Linked DNA regions of Homo sapiens: all the other regions are linked to region 3. The links are chromatin loops, found by intact Hi-C in ENCODE. Cell type or tissue: A673. All regions are shown on one strand. Each heading gives the region's core, and the rest is flanking DNA. Links, peaks and the distances in the headings are about the cores only.

Region 1 (4,871 bases), core at 368-4,367, 250 kb before region 3:
TGGTTCTGGGTTTGGGAATCCTCATTTCTTGCATCTTACAGTTACTTAATCTATTACTTCTGTGCTTTTGGTTTTCTCTTTACTGTATCAACAGGCTACTGCAGGGGTCATAGCCTGGACATGGCCAACCAGAAAGATACTCAAGGAATGCTCAACAAAAGATAGCAGGTACACTTGATCCCTGCATAGAGCCACAGAAAAATATCATTTGTGAATTTAACTGCTAGAGGCTAATGGAAATAAAATGCAAACAGCCTAAAGAATTTCCAGCTTAATCAATATTCTTTTTTATCTGTAATCTTTATTTGTAAAAGAGAAACCTACTGTTTTTCCCTTAAGTTGTGATGCCAGCATAATGTGATCTCATGCAATGTGGGTGAAAGTTAAATGATTTTTTAAAATAAATGTATAAGAGTAAGTTTAATAAGTAGAAAATTTTGGGATTGAATTTTATTTTCAAGGTAATATTTACAGAAAAATAAAATGAAGCATGTGGTTTGAGGTGAGAAGAAAGTTGGTTTGAGGTGAGGAGAAAGTAACGAGACCCTTTCACTTTTAGCTTCATTCTGTTCCATATCATCAAATTTGTTCCCCGTATCAGGAAGCAACAAACATAAAGAGATAAAAAGTGATCTCAGAAAGGGCAAAATCTATGGTGTACTCCAAATGCTGTATAAGTCCCTTGGGTTTCTTTCTCAGGAAGTCAATTCCCTGTCCCATGACTGCCAGCTAGGGCTTGTGGCTTCTCGCCAATGTTCCCCCATAAAAAAAAAAAAAAAAAAAAAATCAGCTCAAGGTGTGACTGCAGCTCAAGTCTGATCTCTCCTGGTCAACTGGGAAATTTACAGGGGATACTTGCCCTTTACCAGGGAACAAAATTCTAAGCCACAGGAAACAAACTGGAGGAGGATTAATTGTAGGCTGAAAGACTATTGGGATGACAGTGGAGGGAGACGCTTATAAAATGTTAAGCAATGTGTTATTTTTATGAGGTAAGAGACCATATACAAAACAAATCTAATATGTGTGGTTTAGAGCACAGGCTTTGTGGTCAGGGACCTGAATGCAAATATTTCTCTGCCATTTACTTTGGGCAAGTCACCTGCCTCTCTAAGGCTCAGTTTCCTCATCCATCATTTGTGTATGATAAAAAGACAGTGCGGTTCTCAGTAGTCAAGTGCTCAATAAAAAGTAGCCATTCACAGAAGACAAATTTTACATATTCTCACTCATTTGTGGGAACTAAAAATTAAAACAATTGAATTCATGGAGATAGAGAACACAATGATGATTACCATGGGCTGGGAGGGGCAGTAGGAAGTGGAAGACATTGGGGATGGTTAATGGGTACAAAAATATAGTTAGATAGAATAAATAAGAATGTGATAGCACAACAGGGTGACTACAGTCAACAGTAATTTATTGTACATTTAAAAATAACTAAAAGTATAATTGGAATGTTTGTGACACAAAGAAATGATAAATGCTTGAGGTGATAGATACTCCATTTACCCTGATGTGATTATAATGCATTGTATGCCTGTATCAAAACATCTCATATACCCCATAAATACACACTCCGACTATGTACTCATAAAAATAAAAAATAAAATTTAAAAGCAGCTATTACTTTTTAGCTTTTATGAGATGCATAAGCTTTTTAACTAGAGTAATAAGAAATTACGCAAACATGCATAAGTGGAAATTATTAATGTTTCTTTGACAAAAATGTGAGATTGCTTTTATTTAAGGGACATTGTTAGTATGAATGCTTCAAAAACGGAATCAATAGTCATCCTACATTAAATCCAAATCGGTGTACTCTATACATCTGCCTACGTGTCTGCGTAAGCATGGGTGCTCCCCAAATTCCTGTAATTTATAAGAGCTATTTAATACTTACTTTCATTTTTCCTTCCCCACTCAGTTCTTTCATTTCTCCCGAATGAATCAAGGAGAAATCTCCCAGGAAGGCGAAACCTCTGGACCACCAAGTCCTTGAAGTAGGGCGACCCACTGCCACAGTTTTAATGGGAGTGTCCCGGTTTTAGCACTTAATAATCTCATGACCCGGGAGCTCCACTAGTCTTCTGCAAACTGCGATGGTGGTTTCCTCTACCTGGGAGCCTGGCAGCCCCACCAGGCCCTACAGGATTACATCTGTTGACTGCACTCAGTTTTACTTCATTGCAGGTGGTGTTTCTTTCCCTTGGTAGAGTTCTTTCACTAACACCCCTGTGAGTCTTGTCAGATGTGATTAAACTCTGGGCAACACAAATGGAATGAAAAGAGGGAGGTGGAATTGTTTTTTTTTTTTTTTTTTAACGTGAGATAACTGACAGGTAAGACTTGAGATGAACCGGGGGGTTAAAGAAGGGTATGCGTGCCTCTGGGTGCTTTGCTATCTATGTGCTCACACATAAGAAGGAGTATGTGTAATGTACTGAGGAAGAGACCTTGGGAAGCCCGACCTGGGCAGGAGCCCCTGGAAAGTGGGGGAGGGGAAGGCAGCCGTGGCTGCAAAATTGAGGCACACAGTTTCCCATCACGGCCTCCAGAGGGCGCCATCAGCCCGCAGTGGTTCTTTGCCTTTTGAGGGCGGGCAGAAGGAAGAGGATCCACCTGGAGGATGGGTAACGAGAGCTGCAACCCACTTCCTTCAGGGCTGGGGCATGCAAGAACGAGGAGTGGACCGCTCGCAGTGCTTGAATGTCCTCCTTGTTAACCCCAGCTGGGATAAGCACCTCCGCCTCATAAGATCAAAGCTCTTTCATTCCTGCTTTAACTTTGCCAGTTCCCTTTACTTCGGAAAGAATGAGAAACCTCATCCTAGCAATCCCAGGGATCTGTGCCCTCCAGAGGAAGATCTCTGCAAAGCTGTTTACAGCGGGTTGTTTGGAGGCCAGCTTCTCTGGCACGGCGCGGTGTCCCCGTGGAGCGTTTCCAGGGCGCGGAGGCCCTGGGTCACCAACTCGAATGAATAGTGAGTGAGCTGATTGCCGCTCCACGCTGATGGATGTATATTTGTTACATTTGAAGTGTTCTGAGAAAAGAACTGCTTCTGAAAAGAAGAGCTTTGTGTGAGCACAGTGAACATGAAGGGCGAGATTCCAAAACCTTTAGGAGGGTTTTCTTTCTATGCAAGAATGAGCCACAGAAAGCTGTTCCCAGCATCCTCTGCTAATCTAGGAACACCTATGGAAAAGCGTTGTCCCGGTCTCAATCCCAGGGATGGGAATCAGGAAGCACAGAAGCTGCCATCAGAGCCCAGGGCTGGCTCTGTCATTGCCCCTTGGGTGACCTGCCGGCAAACCGCTAGAGAGCCGAGCCTCAGTTTTCTCATCTGTAAAATGAGAGCCCGGTTGTAGGGTACCCAAGTTCCCTCCCAGGTCTGGCACTTCCTGAGGGTCCTATTGTTCACCATAGAGCTAATAATGCTAGTTCTCAATTGTTTTGTTCTTGGGACCCCTTCACAAATCTTAAAAGTACTGAGCCTCCCCCCACCCCATGGATCTGTGGGGGCTTCTTTTGCTATTTGGCAGTCAGTACTAATCAAACTAACTGACATAGAAGAATTTTAGCTTATACTTCATGTGTCTAAGGCTCTCTCCAAGGGCCTTCTCTCTGCCCTATCATGTTTACATTTGTCTTGGTTGATGTAAGGCACTGATTATGGCCTCTGGATGCACATTGGAATCACCTGTAGAGCTGAGACATAACCTCAGACCAATTCCCAGAGATTCTCATCTAGTTGGTCTCTGCTAGGGTAGTGGGGAGGGGGCTACCAGGTGATTTTTAATGTGTAGCCAGGCTTGAGAAGGGCCACTCTGATAGCTCTGTGGTTCTCAAAGTCAGCCGGCAGCATCAGTATTACCTGGGAACTTGTTAGAAATGCAAATTCTCAGGCCTGCCAAGGACCTACTAGGGCAGAGCCCAGGAATCTGTTTTAACAAGCCTTCCAGGTGATTTGAATACATGCTACAGTTTGAGACCCAGTGTTCTCAATTGCCACACCTCCACAGCTTCCACTCCCACCTTCACCATCACCTCCATCAACTAAGTAAGCCCATGAAAATGTTTCAGGTTCCCATCTTCCAAGGTGCAGCTGTCTGTGTTTGCAGTGGTGACAGGGGCTTGGGTGACTGTGGCATCATTTGCATGTGAGAAGCTGCTGGGCTCTTCAGCAAGAATGAACCAAAGGTCACTAAATGCCACACACATATTCCATTCAGCAAATATTTATTGCATAAATATTTATTGAGGTACCAGCCTACTGCTGAGGGCATCACCTTACAGAATGCTTGCTGCATAGGAGATGCTTCAGAAATGCTGGCTGATGAAACCTCAAGGCCTTTTTGCAGCCATTCATGCTGCCTAAGAATTATGCATCCTGTTTACTCTGTCCTTACCTTCGACACATGGAAGCTCTAATCCTTGGGAATCCTGAAAAGCAAGGGTCCCTCTGGCACAGCAACCAAAAAGAAAATCACAACCACACCTAGCCTGTGCTAGCCTTGCCAATGATATTGCTTTTGCAAAGAATGGAAAATATTTGCAAATGGTTGAATGTTGAATCATGGGTTCTATGACATTAATGTTTATAAAATTCCATTTTACTATGGAAACAATAGGCTAATTGTTAGAGTGGATGGAGATCTATAGGATTGTCTCCTCCACACTCACATACTTGTTTTTCTAGAAACTGCCACCTTTCCCATCCGTATTTCTCACAGGAGCTCTCTCTCTCTTTCTCTCTCTCTCTCTGTATATAGTACATGACCCATCAACCTAACTGGCACTCAATCCAAAGTGGGCTACTGACTCTTGACTCCTTTGGTTAGAATTTTTTGGACTTGACACTGAGCAATCTC
Region 2 (4,871 bases), core at 368-4,367, 160 kb before region 3:
GACCTAAGCTTTGTCTGCCTCCAGAACCCATGTTCGCTTCCCTACAGGATGCTGCCTTTGCAGAGGGAAGGATCTTAAGTCATAGACGATTATTCCGCTCACCCTTTCACTCGTCCCCTATTCCACACACCTGAAAAATATTTATATATCAGAAGAAACTGCCTAAGGTATGCAGCTGAATGGTGGCTGAGCTCAGCATAGTCCAAGAGTCTGCACAGGTGTTGACTGGACTCCCAGAAGCCAGAAATAGTCTCAAGCTTCTTTACAGCACAAAGAAAAGACACTCACCCACAATGTAAGCAAATACAACAAATCAACTGGATTGTGATAGTTAAATAGGTTATGTCTCTGTGAGGTTTTGGTATCAGAATGATGCTGGCCTCCTAGAATGAGTTATGAAGGAATCCCTCCTTTTCGATTTTTTGTAATAGTTTCAGTAGGATTTGGTACCAGCTCTTCTTTATACATCTGGTAGAATTTAGCTGTGAATCCATCTGGTCCAGCAGTTTTTCTGTTTGGTAGGTTTTTTTTTTTTTTACTTACTGATTGAATTTCAGAACTCATTATTAGTCTGTTCAGGGATTCAGTTTCTTCCTGGTTCTATCTTGGGGCGGCGGGGGGTGGGTGTTGTATGTTTCCAGGAATTTATCTATTTCTTCTAGCTTTTCTAGTTTGTGTGCATAGAGGTGTTCATAATAGTCTCTGAGGATTTTTTTTTTATTTCTGTGGGGTCAATGGTAATGTCACCTTTGTCATTTCTAATTGTGTTTATTTGGATCTTTTATTAATCTAGCCAGTGGTCTATCAATCTTATTTATTCTTTCAAAACCCCAACTTTTGGGTTCACTGATCTTTTGTATGGTTTTTCACATCTGAATTTAGTTCAGCTCTGATTTTGGTTTTTTTCTTCTGCTAGCTTTGGGGTTAGTTTGCTCTTGCTTTTCTAGTTCCTCTAGTTGTGATATTAGGTTGTTAATTTGATACCTTTCTGACTTTTTGATGTAGGCATTTAGTGATGAAGGCACTGTACTTCTCTCTCAACACTGCTTTAGCTGTGTCCCAGAGATTCTGATATGTTATATCTCTGTTTTCATTCATTTCAGATAATTTCTTGATGGCTGCCTTAATTTCATTGTTTACCTAAAAGTCATTCAGGAGCAGATTGTTTAATTTCCATGTAATTGTGTGGTTTTCAGCAGTTTCTTAATATTGATTTCTATTTTTATTTTGCTGTGGTCTGAGAGTATGGTTGGTATGATTTCAGTTAGAATTTATTGAGAATTGCTTTGTGGCCAAGTGTGTGGTCTGTGCCATGTGCGGATGAGAACGATGTATGTTCTGTTGTTGTTGGCGGTAGTGTTCTGCAAATGTCTGTTAGGTCCATTTGGTCCAGTGTTGAGTTTGGGTGCCAAATATCTTTTTTAGTTTCCTGCCTCGGTGATCTGTCTGATGCTGTCAGTGGGGTGTTCAAGTCTCCCACACTTACTGTGTAGTTATCTAAGTCCCTTCATAGGTTCCTAAAAATTGTTTATGAATATGGGTGCTCCAATGTCAGGTGCATATATATTTAGGATAGTCAAGTCTTCTTGTTTAATTGAACCCTTTGCCATTATGTAATTCCCTTCTTTGTCTTTTTGATCATTGTTCCTTTAAAGTCTGTTTTTTCTGAAATAAGAAAAGCAACACCGGCTTTCTTTTTTTTTTTTTTTTTTCCTGTTTGCTTGAGAGATCTTTCTCCATCCCTTTACTTTGAGCCTATGGATGTCATTGCATGTGAGATGGGTCTCTTGAAGACAGAATACCTGAAACACTCCTATGCACTTTCCAAGGTGCTGCTGAAGTGTAATGTGTTTGAAAAGCCCTTCTGGATGCACTTAGAGAGAATTAATTATTCCTTCCCCAGAGCACTCATAGACCTTTGTACGTGCTCCTGCTATAGTTCCTTTTCACACGTGCTATGCTGAAATGCATCTTCTGCTAGAATGAGAAATCAACAAGAGTAGGAACTGTTTCTTAATTGTCTCAATATCCTCAGAGCCTACCTACACAGCAGATATTCAATAAATGTTAATAAGATGACTACTGAAAAGATGACTACCTACCTACACAGTTCCTTTTCACACGTGCTATGCTGAAATGCATCTTCTGCTAGAATGAGAAATCAACAAGAGTAGGAACTGTTTCTTAATTGTCTCAATATCCTCAGAGCCTACCTACACAGCAGATATTCAATAAATGTTAATAAGATGACTACCGTACTACCACCACTAGAGGGCAATGTAACCGAGATTACTATACACCACAGGTGCAGTTCCAGATGAATAACGAAAGTAACTTTTTAAAAAATAACATATTTCTCACATATTCTTTGTATTTTTCCATGCATTTTAGTCAATTCGGTATTTAAGTTTGAGGAAACATTCAACAAATGTAAAAAGAACACTTGAAACAGAGGCTAAGTGCCAGAGTGCTAAAGAGCATAAGGATTAATTGCCTGGCCTGGAGAGAAAAAACTACAAAATACAAATGGGATTGGAGATGGGATTCATCTCAGACAGAAAGCAGCTATCCTAATAAATTAGTGCTGTATGTTCTCACATTCTCAGAATGCTCCATCCTCCACGTTAACCACAAGGTGGAATTAAGCATCATTGTATCTAACAAAGAAATGAATTACAAGGAAATAAACATTTATGAGTGCTTGTAATTCAGTAGAATACAAATCGAGTGTAACTTTCAATTTAAGAAGTTTCTGTATATTTATTTCTGGAACATAGCAATTCTACAGCTGGCTTTCCTTCTGTTTAGATTTCAGACCAGTGATGAAACAAGAATTCAAGGAGCAAGTTTCTTTCTTTTTTTTTTTTTTGAGACTGAGTCTCACTCTGTCACTCAGGGTGAAGTGCAGTGGGCAATCTTGGCTCCCTGCAAACTGCCTCCCAGGTTCAAGCGATTGTCCTGCCTCAGCCTCCTGAGTAGCTGGGATTACGGTGCGTGCCACCATGCCCAGCTAATTTTTGTATTTTTTAGTAGAGACAGGATTTCACCATGTTATCCAGGCTGGTCTCAAACTCCTGACCTCAAGTGATCCGCCCACCTCAGCCTCCCAAAGTGCTGGGATTACAGGCATGAGCCATCATGCCTGGCCTCAAGGGACAAGTTTCTGATGTGACATTTCTTCTGTACAATGTAAATAAACTTTAGAGGAAACTCCACTCAGTGCCATTTCCAGGGCAACAGATGACACCTCCTCTGTGAAACTTTTCCCCACCTTTCCAGCTACAAAAAAGCTCTCCACCAGTTTTGCTCCCATAGTTCTTTATTTGTACCCCCCAGTAGTACCCTTCACATTCTACCTTGTATTGCATTTACCTGGGTTCATGCCTTAGCTCCCCTCCTAGACTGGAAATCCTGGAGGATCTGGGCATGTCTGTTCATCCTCATAACCCAGAGTGTCTATTAATATCTCACATCATAGATGTTTGCTAAGTTTGGTTTAATTAAACTAAATGGAATGGAGTTTGTGTTCCAGTAACTGTGGCTCTGAAGCCTGCTTTTTTTAGTCTGTTTTCACTTTTTCTTCCCACAGTTGATTTATCAGCAGCACCCATCAGTTTCGAATGTGGACAGATTCATTTTGATTAAACGGCTTTCTATCACAAACATTTAGAACCAGTACCACAATTTAGCTAACAGTTACATATTTATTACTTAACCTCACTTGGCTTCAGTTTCCTCATCTGGATTTTTAGAAGGGGGAATGGACAAAATGTTTTTCAAAAAAAACACAAATTAATAACTAATGTCCCTTTTGTTATTTTTTCCTACCCATGAAGCCTATGTTTTGAATGATTTGGCCAATCTAACTGCATTTACACATTCAAAGTTTATTATTATCTCTTTAATGAATTCAAGCATAAGTAATTGTTAACAGTTGAATAATGTGTTTTTATCATACTGATGATATAATTTTGGCCCTAATTATGTATTTGTTTATTGAATGCCTACTGGGTATCAGGTTCTGTTCTTGACATTAAGGATAACTGTGAACAGAAGAGTCAACATCCCTGCCCAAGTGGTGCTTACATTCTAGTGAGGGTAAAAACAAAGAAACTTGATTATCATCTATCAAGGTTAAGTAGGTCTGTACAGCACTATTTGATTAATAATTGTGTGACTTAATTTAGGCTTTTTAGAGCTTTGAAATAGCTTGGGTTTCACACTGTCTACTGTGTCTAGGGTCCTTCTTTGTCAAGGACACCAGTGGTTAGAAGCTCTCTGAGATCCCTTCTACCGTGAATGTTTTGCTCATAATTTTCCTGACTATATTAGTTTTCTATTATGGTGTCAAAAATCACAAATTAAGTAGATTAATTAAAAAAAAACATTCATGATCTCATAGTTCTGTGGGTCAGGAGTAGGCTTCACCGGTTTCTCTACTTAGGGGCTCACAAGGCTGAGGCCCAGGTGTGGGCCATCTGGGCTTTTATCTGGAGGCTCTACAGAGAACCCACTTATAAGCTCATTCAGGTTGTTGGCAGTATCCAGTTCCTTGCAGTTGTGGGGCTGAGATCCCTGTTTCCTGACTGGCAGTCAGCCAGGGGCCTCTCTTTTAGCTCCTTAGGGCCACTTACATTCTCAGATAGCTCTCTCTGTCATCAAAGCCAGCAATGGCACAGGGAGCCTTTCTCACACTAAGAATCTCTCTGACTTCTGCTGGCAGCATCAGAAAGCATTCCTGTTTTCAGGGCCTATCTGATTAGATGAGGCCCACCTGGATATTCTCCCTATCTTAAGGTTAACTATGCCATATAATACAACACCATCACAGGACTGAATCTCATCACATGCAGAGGGTCTGGGTAGTTGGA
Region 3 (4,871 bases), core at 629-4,628:
TCTCACATAACAACAACCAAAAAAAAAAAGTGTGGCAATATTTTGTCCCTGGAATGGTGCATTGACTTAAAGGTATTACCAAAGACCCCATTTCTTTTCACCTTTCCCTATGCTGCCTTTGATATATTGGGGTTTTGTCCTTGCACTTGTCATAAGATGACTGCCAGGATTCCAGATATTATCACAACACTTTCCCCTTGGAATTTATTGGCTACGACTGAGTCATGTGGCCACTCATAGATGCAAGGGAGGCTGAGTAAGCAAGTGTCAGACATAAAATTGATTGTATGCAGGCCAGGCACTGGGATTACACCTGTAATCCCAGGACTTTGGGAGGCCAAGGTGGGTGAATCACTTGAGGTCACGAGTTCAAGACCAGCCTAGCCAACATGGCGAAACCCATCTCTACAAAAAAATACAAAAATTGGACAAGTATGGTGGCACACACCTGTAATCCCAGCTACTTAGGAGGCTGAGGCACAAGAATCAGTTGAACCCGGGAGGTGGAGGTTGCAGTGAGCCAAGATCATGCCACTGAACTCCAGGCTGGGCAACAGAGCAAGACTCTGTATCAAAAAAAAAAAAAAGCATTGATTGTATGCAGAAAAGAGTTAACATAATAGGCCTGAGACAGCTATTCTTAGGAAGGCCTGCTTACGAGGTTGGCCTTTGGTTGGCATCTGGGAACTTGGATTTTGGGAGGGGCCCCACTATTGTCAAAACTGATAACCATGGTTCACTGTGCTGAAACTGTGCATGCAAACAATATGGTATGTGCTGAACACCTGCTTGTCTTTTCTGGAGGTCTGGAATGTTGGTATATACTAGGTAAAGGGTGCCTGTGTGACCAGCCCCCGTTAGAAACCCTGGGCACTGAGTCTCTAATGAGCTTCACTGAGAGGCAACATTTCACATGTACTGTCACACCTCCCTGGAGAAATGAAGCGTGGCCTGCATGACTCCAATAGGAGAGAACTCTTAGAAGCTTGTGTCTGATTTCCTGTAGACCTTGCTCCATGCACGTTTCCCCTTTGCTGATTTTGCTTTGAGTGTATCATTGTATTGTAATAAATCTTAGCCATGAGTGTGACTATATGCTGAGTCCTGTGAGTCTTCCTAGCAAATCACTGGCCTTGGGTTGATCTTGGGGACCCTGACGCAGACAGACACCATGGTCTTAGACCAAGCATGATTCATCTTCTGGGAACTGGTCACCTTGGGGTTCTGTCAGTGGAGAGGAAGAGTGGTATGGCTGTGGAAAGTGACACAGTGTCTGCCACACAAATTGGTATTTCACTGAAAGATGTACTTATCAGAACAATGAGGACACCTAAAGACATCTGTAGGGGTTTTGTCACTTGCAACCAGATTCTCTGACTCATTGTGATAAAGATGCTTATTACAATTTGAACAGAAATCCAAATGGTAAAACATTTTACTGATAATCTCATTCAAACCTACCCTCCTTGACCTCTTATTCTGTGGGAAAAAGAGACTGTAATACCATGGAGAGAAAGTATGGGGAGGACAATTCCAAATGCCAGTGGCAGGATGGCCAGCATGATGCCTCCGGCCAGTAAGCTTGCCCTCTGAAGAAGGGTGAATGCTCCTGTGTTTGTAAATACTGGAGGCTCAGTGGATTGTCTTGAGAGGAGGGAGTCCTGATCAATTTAGTGATTGGTTCTTTTTTTTGTTTGTTTCATTTTGAGACAAAGTCTCACTCTGTTGTCACCCAGGCTGGAGCGCAGTGGTGCAATCTCGGTGCACTCCAACCTCCGCCTACCAGGTTCAAGTGATTCTCCCATCCTCCCACCACAGCCTCTCAAGTAGCTGGGACTACAGGCACACACCATCACACCCAGTTAATTTTTGTACTTTTAGTAGAGACGGGGTTTCACCATGTTGCCCAGGCTGGTCTCAAACTCCTGAGCTTAGTGATCCACCCGCCTTTGCCTCCCAAAGTGCTGGGATTACAGGTATGAGCCATGGTGCCCAGCCTCAACTGATTTGTTCTTACATTAGAAAATGAGCAGGAGAGCTGAGCCACAAATCTGTTTCCATGCTGATGTTTTCCCATCCTGAATAATCATCTGCCTGCCTGTGGAAAGGGAAAATGCAAACGTCTCCATGCAACTGAACACCCAAGTGTTTGCCATAGTATTAGCAAAACACAGCATGGCCAAACATGGAAAATAGCCCCAGAGAATGCCATTTTGCTCAAGAAGACCTTGGAGGAATATCTGGCCTGTTCAAGCACTTTCCCTACCCTGAATCTCTTTGGCTATAATTTGCCCATTTTTAATCAATCAATAATCATATTTCTGGGTTCTGGGGCTGAGACAGAGATCGAAGAAAGTGAAAGGCATGGTTCATGCCCTTATAGAGACTACATATAGCTAGACCGAAAACAGTGAGAAGCAAAACTGTGGGTGCTTTGAACTGTACATGCAGTGGGAATTAAGGAATGATGTAGTCAGGCTGAAGTGACCAGGGACATTTCCTGGGGACAGGACTTGAAGATGAGTTGGCTTTAGACTAATGCTGGGGAGTGGGAACTGACCTGGGCAGCAAAGCAAGGCACAGAGGCAGAGATGAACTCTGAATGTTCAGGGCTCACCAGGGAGACTGGCTGGGGGCTTCCATGGGGAAGGAGAGGGAAGCCTGGTCAGAGAATAGGACAAGACCAGGGAGAGAAGATCTTGACAACAGATGAAGGGCAGAGCGAGGAGTTTGAATTTGATGAGGACTGCCATCTACTGGCAGTTGATGCAGGCTCTTGGGCAGTAGTGTGGCCTTGGTCCCGCTGAGGTGGGCAGGGGGAGCTAGAGACAAGGAGAATCTCTAGGAACCCCCAACCCTGAAACAGAAGCCTGAGTTTCAACTGGAGGCGGGAGAGGAGAGTCAGCGAGAACGAAGATGGACAGACTGCGGAAACATAAATGAAGGTAGGAACAGCGGAGCTCGAAGAGTAAATGCAGAGAGTGGACACAGAGGCCAAGAGGCTTGGCTCCAGGGCTTTCTTCCTAGGAGACCAGAATTTCCCCTTGTGCAGGCTGAGGACACATACAGATGCTCCTTGTTCCCATTAAGCCTCACGCTGACACCCCAAGATGGTTAGGAAGTGGCTTGGCAAGGTCCCTCCCAGGCCTTTTGGAAATCTCCATGAAGGAGTGTCTGTTTCTCCTCCCCATTCTTCCTTCTCCTTCCACACCCCCTGACCCACCCCTTTCTCTTTCTCTTTCCCTCTCTCCTTCTACCCCTCCTTCTCCTATTCGAACTTTCTGGCTTCTGCAGGAAAAGCAGCCACAGTTTCTTCCCACTGCCCACCCCCCAACCCCTGCCCCAATGCTTGGAGGACAGACCCATCCCTTTGCTGGGTTCAGGAAGATTCTAAAACACTTCGGCCTGCTGCTTCCACCAGCCCGGCTCCAGCTGCATCCCCAGGAACCTGTCCAAAAAGAAGGGTTCAGATCACATAGGGAGCTCCTCTTGCTCTTCAAACTCCCAAGCTGCTGCTAACCAGCTTGTGGAGAGAGGGGATGAAGCGAAATTTAGGGCAGGAAGAACATGAGCCTGCTAGCATAATCCACTTCTATCGCAAAGCGAGCGGGTATGCTCAGGCCTGCGGCCAGGTACAGGGCACACAACCCTCTGTCAGCCCTGCTGTGTCTCCTCAAGGGGGCAGAGCTGTCTTCTTACATGTGTGTGCATGGGTGTGTGCACACACATCCACACACGCAGGAACGCACCTGACATTAGGAAAAAGTCATTCTAACCCCCTAGTTGGTCTCAATGGACTCCTGCAGCTGTAGATGGGAATTTGAAAGCCCAGATCAGCATAGAAACCAGCCTTAACCAGTTGGCTGAGCCATGGTCAAGTAAATTAATAAATCCTGGTGCCTGCAAAATCTAGATCTCAGGAATAATGGGGTGGGGGGAGGAAACTGGTTCTGCCTGTAGAATGCAACTGACCAGCACAGGCTGAGATTTCTTTGTTTGTTTTTCAGATGGAGTCTCAAACTATCACCTGGGCTGGAGTGCGATGGCATGATCTCGGCTCACTGCAACCTCTGCCTCCAGGGTTCAAGCGATTCTCCTGCCTCAGCCTCCCAAGTAGCTAGGACTACAGGTGCGTGCCACCACGCCCGGCTAAGTTTTTGTATTTTTAGTAGAAACGGGGTTTCACTATATTGGCCAGGCTGATCTCAAACTCCTGACTTCATGATCTACCCGCCTCGGCCTCCCAAAGTGCTGGGATTACAGGCATGAGCCACTGCACCTGGCCCAGGCTGAGATTTCTAAGCCCCATCCTTTGAGCAGCTAGCCTCCCAGAAGAACCATTTCCTACCACACACAGCGCTCTGCACACTGGAGGCACTCCACAAACACTGTGCAAGGGGCTGTGGATTTTCCTGGAGAAGGCTCTAAACCACCAGTGGTCTTGGCTGCAAGGAAGCAGCCTCTCCCACTTGTAATTTATCCAAGGCCATTTGGTTAAGCCAGGAGCCCCAGAACAGCCCACACCTGCAAGGCAGGTGATGTTTATGGCAAAACTTTCAAGTAGGTGTACACCCTTGAGGTTTCTTTCCAAAGCACAAAGGTTGGAGGATGTGACCAGTGTCTGGAATTTGTACCAAAAGTTCTGCTCTCCTTTGAGACTCTCTCCCCCATATGTACACATATGCAACACACATAAACACAAAGTCACGTATGGACATATGTACACACATCAACATAGTCATGTGTACACATAATTACACACTTTCTTCTTTTTTATTCAAATGTTTTATTAATTGTAAAGGTGGCAGACTCTCTGTAATAGGCCAGATATTACAGAGATGATTTTTTTAAAAGTAATCATCTCAATCCCT

Evidence for each region. Hi-C counts contacts between places; a loop is a spot of excess contacts. Peaks named below come from ENCODE experiments on the same cell type or tissue, not always from the same donor. Only the 100,000 strongest peaks of a DNase experiment are listed, where the experiment ranks them.
Region 1: it touches region 3 in a loop (11-fold over the local background); 31 of 110 quality-filtered maps call a loop at or near these places.
Region 2: a loop joins it to region 3, with 8 times the contacts of the local background. A loop is called at or near these places in 22 of 110 quality-filtered maps.

The regions. Positions count from the first base shown.
Region 1 is chr10:91,295,872-91,300,742 of GRCh38, forward strand. No RefSeq gene overlaps it. Among named protein-coding and RNA genes, the nearest start is that of PCGF5, 78 kb to the left of the region's middle. In A673, for the core only: CTCF peaks have their summits at 841 and 2,566 (motif pointing right); DNase peaks (open chromatin) are centred at 780 and 2,600; H3K4me3 peaks cover 575 bases.
Region 2 is chr10:91,387,537-91,392,407 of GRCh38, forward strand. All of the region lies in intron 3 of HECTD2-AS1 (HECTD2 antisense RNA 1), which reads right to left. Among named protein-coding and RNA genes, the nearest start is that of HECTD2, 20 kb to the right of the region's middle. In A673, for the core only: a CTCF peak has its summit at 2,284 (motif pointing right); a DNase peak (open chromatin) is centred at 2,295.
Region 3 is chr10:91,549,250-91,554,120 of GRCh38, forward strand. All of the region lies in intron 1 of HECTD2-AS1 (HECTD2 antisense RNA 1), which reads right to left. LOC105378433 (a long non-coding RNA gene) reads left to right here and starts at 4,082. Exons shown (of 3, transcript XR_007062244.1): 1 at 4,082-4,129. In A673, for the core only: CTCF peaks have their summits at 2,778 (motif pointing left) and 3,671 (motif pointing right); a DNase peak (open chromatin) is centred at 2,772.